2 separate regions of the Homo sapiens genome follow, and region 2 is linked to region 1. A link is a loop called in an ENCODE intact Hi-C map of the cell type or tissue named here. Cell type or tissue: mammary epithelial cell. All regions are shown on one strand. Links, peaks and the distances in the headings refer to the core of each region. The heading gives the core; the rest is flanking DNA. Region 1 overlaps LOC105374660 (a long non-coding RNA gene). Region 2 holds the start of LOC124900942 (a long non-coding RNA gene).

Region 1 (4,405 bases), core at 227-4,226:
ATTAAGCAAAAACAAACCCTGCCATTTATTTGCTGAAAGATTTCTAATTGCCTTTATCAATGTGCATTGTGGTTCTCCAGGTGGATACCATAGTATGCAGGCCCTCTCAAATTTATTTGGCTACAGAAAGCTTGTGATTACGCCGCATTTAATGGGGCTAATGACCTGTGGAACACACTGTGAGACATTTTGGTATAAAAGCGTCGTAGAGTGCTACAGAAAATTAGGAGTCTCTCTGGGCTTCAGGATCCATAGGAAATTGATTTCTAGAGTTCCCAACATTTTATTGCCTTGGCAGTTCCTAAAACAAATGAATCATCCTTTGGGGACTGCAAGTAATTTTGCCACTTAGGAACCTTTATAGCAGGAGATTGTAGGAGGCTCGCTTGATAGCTCCTTAATTCAACTTGTTCAAAATTAAACTTACTGTCTTCTTGCTCCCTCTCCCCAATTTACCTTACTGATAGGGGCTGAGTTGGGTCCCCTAAAATTCGTATGTTGAAGTCCTAACCCTCAGTACCTCAGAGTGTGACCGTATTTGGAGATAGGGTTTTTAAAGTGGCCATTAAGTTAAGATGAGGTCATTAGAGGGGGCCCTAATCCAATATGACTGGTGTCCTTCTAAGAAGAGGAGAGCAGGTACAGAGGGAAGGCCATGTGAAGACACAGGGAGGAGTCGGTCATCTACAAGCCAAGGAGAGAGGCCTCAGGAGAAGCATCCTTGCTGACACCTTGCTCTCAGACGTCTAGCCTCCAGAGTTGTGAAAGGATATATTTCTGTTGTTTGAGCCACCAGTCTGTAGTACTTTGTCATAGCAGCCCTAACAAACTGATATACCTGCCTTATTAAATTCTTCGTATTTTTTCAAACGTACCCTCATCTATTTCCATTTTTCTTATATCCAATGTACTTCTAAGCTTTGGCATGTTTTCCTCCATGTATTATCAGGCTCATCCCATCTTCCTCTCTATCCCTGTGCCTACCATGCTTGCATAGGTGGTCCTTGCACACCAGCCTTTTCTTGTGATTGGTCAATATTCCCATCATGCTGTCTTTCTTTACTGCCACCTGTCTTCCTGGCACACTAATGTCATCATGTTGTTTCACTTCCTGGAGAGAGAATGGCTTCCTGCTGTACACCCCATTAGTAATAGTTTACAGTCCTACCTGGTCCTGCCTTAATTCCCGCTCCAGTCAGCACCTGGGGCTCTAGGGATACAGTGGGGTTTATTCCTGCTGCCTTCCCTACATTCACAGTCGTCTCTCTGCCCAGTGCATTCTCCTTCCTCCTTTTTACCTATTCAGATCCTTTTACCTTTTAAGACTTGGCTCCTGTCTCCCTGCTGCCCTTAAGTTTTCCAATCCATGTGAGTGTGCTCCTGCTTTCCCACCGCACTCACCATGCTGCCCTGAAATGCAGCTTTTCTCAATAAAAATAAAACTGGCATCCTCAAGATTATCAGAAAAAAGAGAATGAGCTGGTGGAAAAGAACATCCAGTCCCCGTCCTAGACTAGATCCCTGAAAATCACTTGGGATTATTCTCTAATTGCTGTTGCTGCAGTCATGCTGGCCTTTCCTATAAAATACTGGCTCAAATGTGGAAAGATGACCCCTTATATAAATATCTTTTACAATTCCTGCATAAATATCCTACAGATTCCCTGAGAAAATGCATTTTTTAAAGTCGCAAAAAATGGAACCTTTTTCCTAGTTTACTAACAAGTAAGAGATGAAAATAAATGCATTTATAAAATATAGTCAGTCCCTTAGGATTGTAGACCAGGCATGCTAGCCTGGATTCCAGAGGAAAATCACAGACTTCCAAGGTCCTGTTTTGCTGGTTCCTGGCATGATTCTACAGGATAAAGCTTGCTTTGATCCCTTCTGCTCTGGTTAGTCACCTCAGCGTCCAGATCAAAGGGGAGGCACTGAATTCCCTTTCTTGGACTCACAGCTTTGAAGACGTGCCTCTATTCACATGACTGACACTGAGAATGATTTCTCCTTTATGGTAAACACATATGCTCTGCCTTCTGAGACAGACTGAGACTTGCAAAACCACAAAAGGTTGATACTACTGTGTAACACAATGACCATAAGGATCACGAGGCACTGGCCTACAGCCATGGACATCAGTGAAGGTTCGTTCTCTCTTATGCACAAGTCTTGATTGCACAAACTCCAGTGTCAAGGCAACCTGACTATGACAGTTGTCATTTTATTCTTTGTCAGAATTGATTTGGTAGATGCATTAGTTTCCTATTGCTGCTATAAAAGTTACCACCAACTTTAGTGGCTCAAAACGACCAAATTTATTATAGAGTTCCATAGGTTAGAAATCTAAAAAGGGTTGGCAGGGCTGTGATGCTTCTGATGACTCCAGGGGAGAATCCAATCCTTGCCTTTTCTGGCATCTAGAGGCTGCCAGTACTCCTTGGCTTGTGGCTCATTCTCTCATCTTCAGAGTTAGCAGCACAACATCTTCCAATCTCTCTCTCTTTTTGCTTTGTTGCCTTTTCCCCACTCAGCTCACATCATCACATTTCCTTGACTCTGACCCTCCTGCCTTCCTCTCATATGGACTCTTGAGAAGGCATTTGGTCCACCAGGATAACCCACAATAATCTTCCCACTCTAAGGTCTTCTAGGTAATCACATCTGCATAGACAGTTTCCAGGAATTATGGTGTGGACATCTTTGTGGGCCCGATAATCTGTCTACCAGTATGGATATGAATTGATAGTAAGTGGCCTCTTCTACCCTCAGCTAATAACTTCAAAGAGGATGACTATTCAGAAAAGTAAACAGTCTTTTAACCAAGTTTGTAGAAGTAGTTCAGCATCTCTATTACAATCTGAAATTATAATCTATTGTTTTATATATGTGAGTATGTATTTATGCAGATATATAAAATATATATTTCTTATTCACCAAATTATCTATCCTTGTACAAAGCATATAATAGATTCCTGATAAACTGTTATAAAAGTATAATGAATTTAACAAAAATCTAAGAGAATATGGTAGAGAGAAAAGACCCATCACCCCATTTCTTTTAACCATTGTTAAGTGGGAACTGATGAATAAATAAGAAATAGAGAAAAATGAATTGTGTTAAAAGACAGATGTATTAAATGGTGTTTTGCAGGGCTGAGGGGAAAGTAGATACCTTGGAATAGTTTATAAGTTTGAAGTATGTGAGAAAGTATTTTTTTCTACTTTTTAAAATGAGCACACTTACACTAGAGAATATTATTTCCAGAATCACACAGCTCCACTCGGAACTGCAGGATAAATGAAACAGTAAGAACAGAAGTTAAATGATGATTAAAAAACAGCATGGCAGAATTTAAACCTGCAGATTAAAGATGAAAAGTTTTGCCAAAGACTGTCAGGTGAGACATCTGCTACCTCACATGAAAGATGCCTCAGGGCACAAGATAGTTCTTAGAAAGTGCTTGTTCTGGATAAGAATTTTAATTTTCACTTAGTCAACAGAATAATTAGTAAAGATTAAGGAAATGCACCCTGAAGTTTCTTGGTAGATAGCATTTACTTGGCATAAAGTTCGGCAGAAATAAAAACTTATCAGTATAACCATGCATGATTTCTAAATTAGGCGCTGCTACGTGATCTTACCCAATCAAGCTGAATTGATAGCTTATCTGGGTCTCAAAAACTACCTACGTTAATTACAATAATATTTATTGGCATTAGATCTTTTGATTTGAGGCTGACTTTATCTCCACCCAAGCAAGTCAGGAGGAAAATGGATCTATGCTTTGAGTGGACAAAGAAATGGTTTAACTCAGTCCTGAGAAACGTTATTTATTTTCTATTCCATTTATAGTTCAGTAGTGTGCCTTGAAGAAGCATGGGGTGATGTGAAAAAAGAATCACAAAGATTTGGGGTAACAATCTGGCTCTTCACATTACAAGTTGGGTAATAGTGAGTAAGTCTACCACGCCTCACTGAGCTCAAGTGACCTTCTGTATAGAAAGAAAATAACTCTTCTTCCAAAGTCTGTTGTGAGGATTTCCTAAGACAATGTAGCAAAGCAGGTTCTCAGTGCAGGCTCATGCTTATTACCATTGACATTGAATGTACTTCCTTAACATCTTATAGAAAGTTTGGCATTATGGAATATGTTGGAGATAGAGATATCCTGTAAAATATCAAAGGGGTTCCTGACTGGGAACTGCTTTCCTGTTCATCCTTTCTCTCATGAAGGCTTCTTGTTCAGGAAGGTTCTCAGCTGAATGCAGGGAAAGGGGTCAACTGCTGCATAGTCCATCTGGTAGTAAGCCTGAGTCCTGGGAAGCAGAGTACATATAACCCCCAGGGTGAGAGATTTTTCTCTTAGATACCTAGTGCACCTGAATGATGTGAGAAATGCTCATC
Region 2 (4,405 bases), core at 255-4,254, 96 kb before region 1:
CTGCACCTCAGCCCCAACTACCCTTCCTAGCCTCTGGTAACCATCCTTCTATTCTCTATCTCCATGAGTTCAATTCTTTTAGTTTTTAAGTCCCACAATTGGATGAGAACCTGTGAAGGTTGTCTTTCTGTGTCTGACTTATTTCACTTAACGTAATGATCTCCAGTTTCATCCACACTGGTAAATGACAGGCTCTCATTCTTTTCTGTGGCTGAATAGTTCTCCATTGTGTATACATAACACATTTTCTTTATCCCTTCATCTGTTGATGGACACCTAGATTGCTTCCAAATCTTGGCTATTGTAAATAGTGCTGCAATGAAATTATGGGAGTGCAGATATCTCCTCAGTATGCTGATTTCCTCTCTTTTGGGAATATCCCTAGCAGTGGGATTGCTGGATCATATGGGAATTCTATTTTTAGTCTTTTGAGGACCTCCATACAGTTTTTCACAGTGGTTGTATTAAGTTACATTCCCACCAACAGGGTGCCATTTTCTCCACATCCTTGGCAGCATTCATGATTGCCTGTCTTTTGGATAAAAGCGATTTTATCCAAAATGGGTGAGATGATATCTCATTGTAGTTTTGATTTGCTCATATAAATGGAGTCATACAGTATTTGTTTTTCTGTGACTGGTTTATTTAGTTAGTTTCACGCCCTCCAGGTTCATCCATATTGTCATATGTTGCAGGATTTCCTTCTTTCTAAAGGCTGAATAATATTCCATTGTTTGCATATACCACATTTTCTTTATTCATCTGTCAATAGGTTGGCTTCACATCTTGTCTATTGTGAACAGTATCACAGTGAACATGGGAGTGCTAATATCTCTTTAAGATCCTGATTTACATTCCTTTGGAGAAATATCAGAAGTGTGATTGCTGTATCCTATGGTAGTTCTAGTTTCAATTTTTTGAGGAATCTCTACACTGTTTAATACAGTGGCTGCATCATTTTGCACCCACACTAACAGTGTACAAAGGTTTTAGTTTCTCTATATCCATATCAACACTTGTTGTTTTGGTTCCATTGATAATAGGCATCCTGACAGGTATGATGTAATATCTTATTGTGATTTCAATTTGTGTTTCCCTGATGATTAGTGACATTGACCATTTAAAAATATATATGTTTACCCATTAATCATATGTACGTTTTCTTTGGAGAAATGTCCATTCAACTTCTTAACCCATTTTTAAATTGAATTATTTGTTATTTCTTTAACTACTGAGTTGTAGGAGTCATAGATTCTTGAACTTAATGAAATTTGTTATTTGATCTTTTTATGTTTGGCAATTCCCATTAAGCAAATCACTTGGCTGAGGTTGTACCTTGGAATAGAACCAAGTAGTTTCAGTTCTAAGTAGCCTTTGAAAACAATATGCTTTTACCTGAAAGTGGTCTGTAAAGATTGTATGGGCCCTTGATAACATGGGTTGGCTACTTACAGAAAAGCAGATGCTTTGGGTGAGATATGCACCTGCCCAGCCTTGTGTTATGTGGCCTTAATATTTTCAGTGTTAAAATCAGTTCTAGGCCAGCAGACATTTCTTCTATCCAAGGATTTTATGCACAGAGAAGCTGCATGGAGGAGTAGAATTCTGGAGGTAACATGATGATTTACCTGTGGAAAAGCGATGCCATATTTCACAAAGGCACCATTCATGGGTAAGAGCTGTAATTTACAGTTTGCAAGCCATTCTTTTTTTTTTTTTTTTTTTGTGGTCTTGCTTTTTCACTCAGGCTGGAGCTCAGTGGCCCAATCATGGCTCACTGCAGCCTCGACCTCTCCAAGTTCAAGCGATCCTCCCACATCAGCCTCCCAAGTAAGCTGACAGGCACATGCTACTGTGTATGGCTAATTTTAATTTTTTAATTTTTTTTGTAGATATTGCTGGGGGGAGGGGTCTCATTATGTTGCCTAGGCTGGTCTTGAACTCCTGGCCTCAACAATTCTCTTGCCTTGGCCTCCAAAGTGCTGGGATTATAGGTGTGCTGTTGGCTTCTTTATTGGTCACCTTTTTACTCAGTTTAATATTATGAATGGTAATGGAATTTAATTAGCCTTAAGTTGTTTGCTTAAGTCACTGCTTCAGTAGAGGAGTCTGGGATGAGTCATTGTAGATATTTCAGGATATAGGTAGGCAGTATTTGTTTCCTGGTCTTTATCATAATCACAAGCCCTTGAAAGAGACTCCTATAATGCACCCATAGGATAAAAATGTAGTGCATAGGTAATCTTAGCGATCAGCACTTTAGACTTATTTATTAGTGCCTCATGTGTGAGAGGAACCATGCTGACTGCTGGGTTAAGCAGGTAATTAATTAAAATGTTATGTTATTTTTCTGCAGTTTGGTATTTATGGTATTTGTTGGGTTTCAAATTTATTTGTTGAAAATTTTTTTATTTTAAATATTCACGTTTGTGCCTAATTTTATATTCATAACTTCTGGTGTTCTTATTTGAAAGAAGTTTCTCCAAATTGAATTACCTAGAGGACCACACAACCTGGACAATCTGAACAACTACTGGCCTAACCCCTTTGGAATGCAGGTGACTTGGGAATAGGGACTTTGCCTACCGTATTTACTACTGTATTGTCAGTGCTTAGTGGAGCACATTGCTTTTCGCAGATTCTCAAACAAGAACATGATTGCTGTTCAGAATTTTTTGCAGCCAACATTGAGCATCTCCCAGAAACACAGCAGCCTCTGGGTGGATGTCCATAGTAGATTGTGTATACCTCATATTGAGTGAGGTGAATACCAGCAGCTTTCAAGAGTCAGTCAAAGGGAATACTGGGAAGCCTGCCTTTGTTTCCCTCCTTACTCTCATTCTTCTTTCCTCAAATACATAGCTTTCCAAAATGTAAGATTTCCTAGTTTTTATTTTTGTGGCTTTGCTCTCTCATTGGTAAGGTATGGATTCAAAATGGCAGTGGCTCATGCCTGTAATTCCAACACTTTGGGCAGCCAGGGCAGATGGATTGCTTGAACCTAGGAGTTTGAGACCAGCCTGGGCCACTCACAAAACATACAAAAAAATTACCTGGGTGTGGTGGCGCATGCCTAAAGTCCCAGCTACTCAGGAGGCTGAGATGGGAGGATTGCTTGAGTTCAGCAGGTCAAGGCTGCAGTGACCTGTGATTGCATCATTGCACTCCAGTCTGGGTGACAGAGTGAGACCCTGTGTCAAAAAAATAAAGAAAAAGAAACAGCATATAAAAGTACCACTGTCTAGGATTTCCAAGGAGATTAAATGGGATAAAGTCTGTGAAGCACTCAGTACAGCGATGGGGAAATCTTAGCTGCCATCATTCTGATCTTATTCCTAGAGCGCTTGTCTCCATAAAGTCATAGTTATTGATGATAATGGTACAAAGTGGGTTTTTATATTTCCACAAGCTCTAGAAAACCCCGATATGAGGTCAGTCACAGGTGGTGGGAAATTCATGTTTAGGTTCCACAGACACCAAGGTACATAATAACAGGCTTCTGCTTAAAGTCTCCAAGCTAGAATCAGTATCATGAATCTTCGGCAGCTGGCCCACCGATATGCGACTCTCTAGAATCTTCAAAAGCAATGCTTAACATTGCTAACATCCAAATTTCCTGGTGTATATTGAAATGAATGTTAGTACTTGAAAATAGGTTTAACACATGATCCAGCTTTCTTTTTACGTGGTCCCTGTTTTTGTCAGAATATATTACATTGAGCCAACAAAGGCAGACAATGTCATTGTCTTAGTCTGTTTTCATGCTGCTATAAAGAACTTCCCTGAGACTGAGTAATTTATAAAGGAAAGAGGCTTAATTGACTCACAGTTCTGCATGGCTAGGGAGGCCTCAGGAAACTTACAATTATGGCAGAAGGGGAAGCAGGCACCTTCCTCACAAGGTGACAGGAGAGAGAAGAGCAAAGAAGGAATTCCAAACACTTATAAAACCATCAGATCTCATGAGAACTCACTCACTATTGTGAGGACAGCATGGGGGAAACCTCCCCCATGATCCAGTCACCTCCCTCACTCAACGCATAGGGATTACAGGTCCCTCCTTCGACATATGGGGATTATAATTTGAGATGAGATTTGGGTGGTGACACACAGCTAAACCATATCAGCAGATCCTTCATAAATATTTATTGAGTCCAAAACCAGAGAGCTAAATGCACCCAAAATTCCTACAACAAAACATGACAGAACCTAAAATAGGATAGAAACACTAATATCAAGTCCTGGAGTTTCCTGGTATTAACAACAAAATAGCCCAAATTTTCTTCTAACTTGAACCACTTGAGAATTGACCTTTAAGACTATGATATAAAATTTAAATGAGATAAACACTGCCATGAAGACAAAGTCACGGAAACGCAGTGATTTGCTAGGAATTAAAGAACTG

What was found. Peaks named below come from ENCODE experiments on the same cell type or tissue, not always from the same donor. Only the 100,000 strongest peaks of a DNase experiment are listed, where the experiment ranks them.
Region 2: a loop joins it to region 1, with 3.0 times the contacts of the local background. A loop is called at or near these places in 1 of 110 quality-filtered maps.

What each region holds. Positions count from the first base shown.
Region 1 is chr5:13,508,370-13,512,774 of GRCh38, reverse strand. All of the region lies in intron 4 of LOC105374660 (a long non-coding RNA gene), which reads left to right. Among named protein-coding and RNA genes, the nearest start is that of DNAH5-AS1, 350 kb to the left of the region's middle. RefSeq lists a silencer at 1,942-2,236. In mammary epithelial cell, for the core only: no CTCF peak of the experiment used is centred there; a DNase peak (open chromatin) is centred at 2,014; H3K27ac peaks cover 2,259 bases.
Region 2 is chr5:13,603,968-13,608,372 of GRCh38, reverse strand. It overlaps LOC124900942 (a long non-coding RNA gene), which reads right to left and starts at 3,191. Exons shown (of 2, transcript XR_007058697.1): 1 at 3,054-3,191; 2 at 622-1,628. In mammary epithelial cell, for the core only: no CTCF peak of the experiment used is centred there; a DNase peak (open chromatin) is centred at 2,062.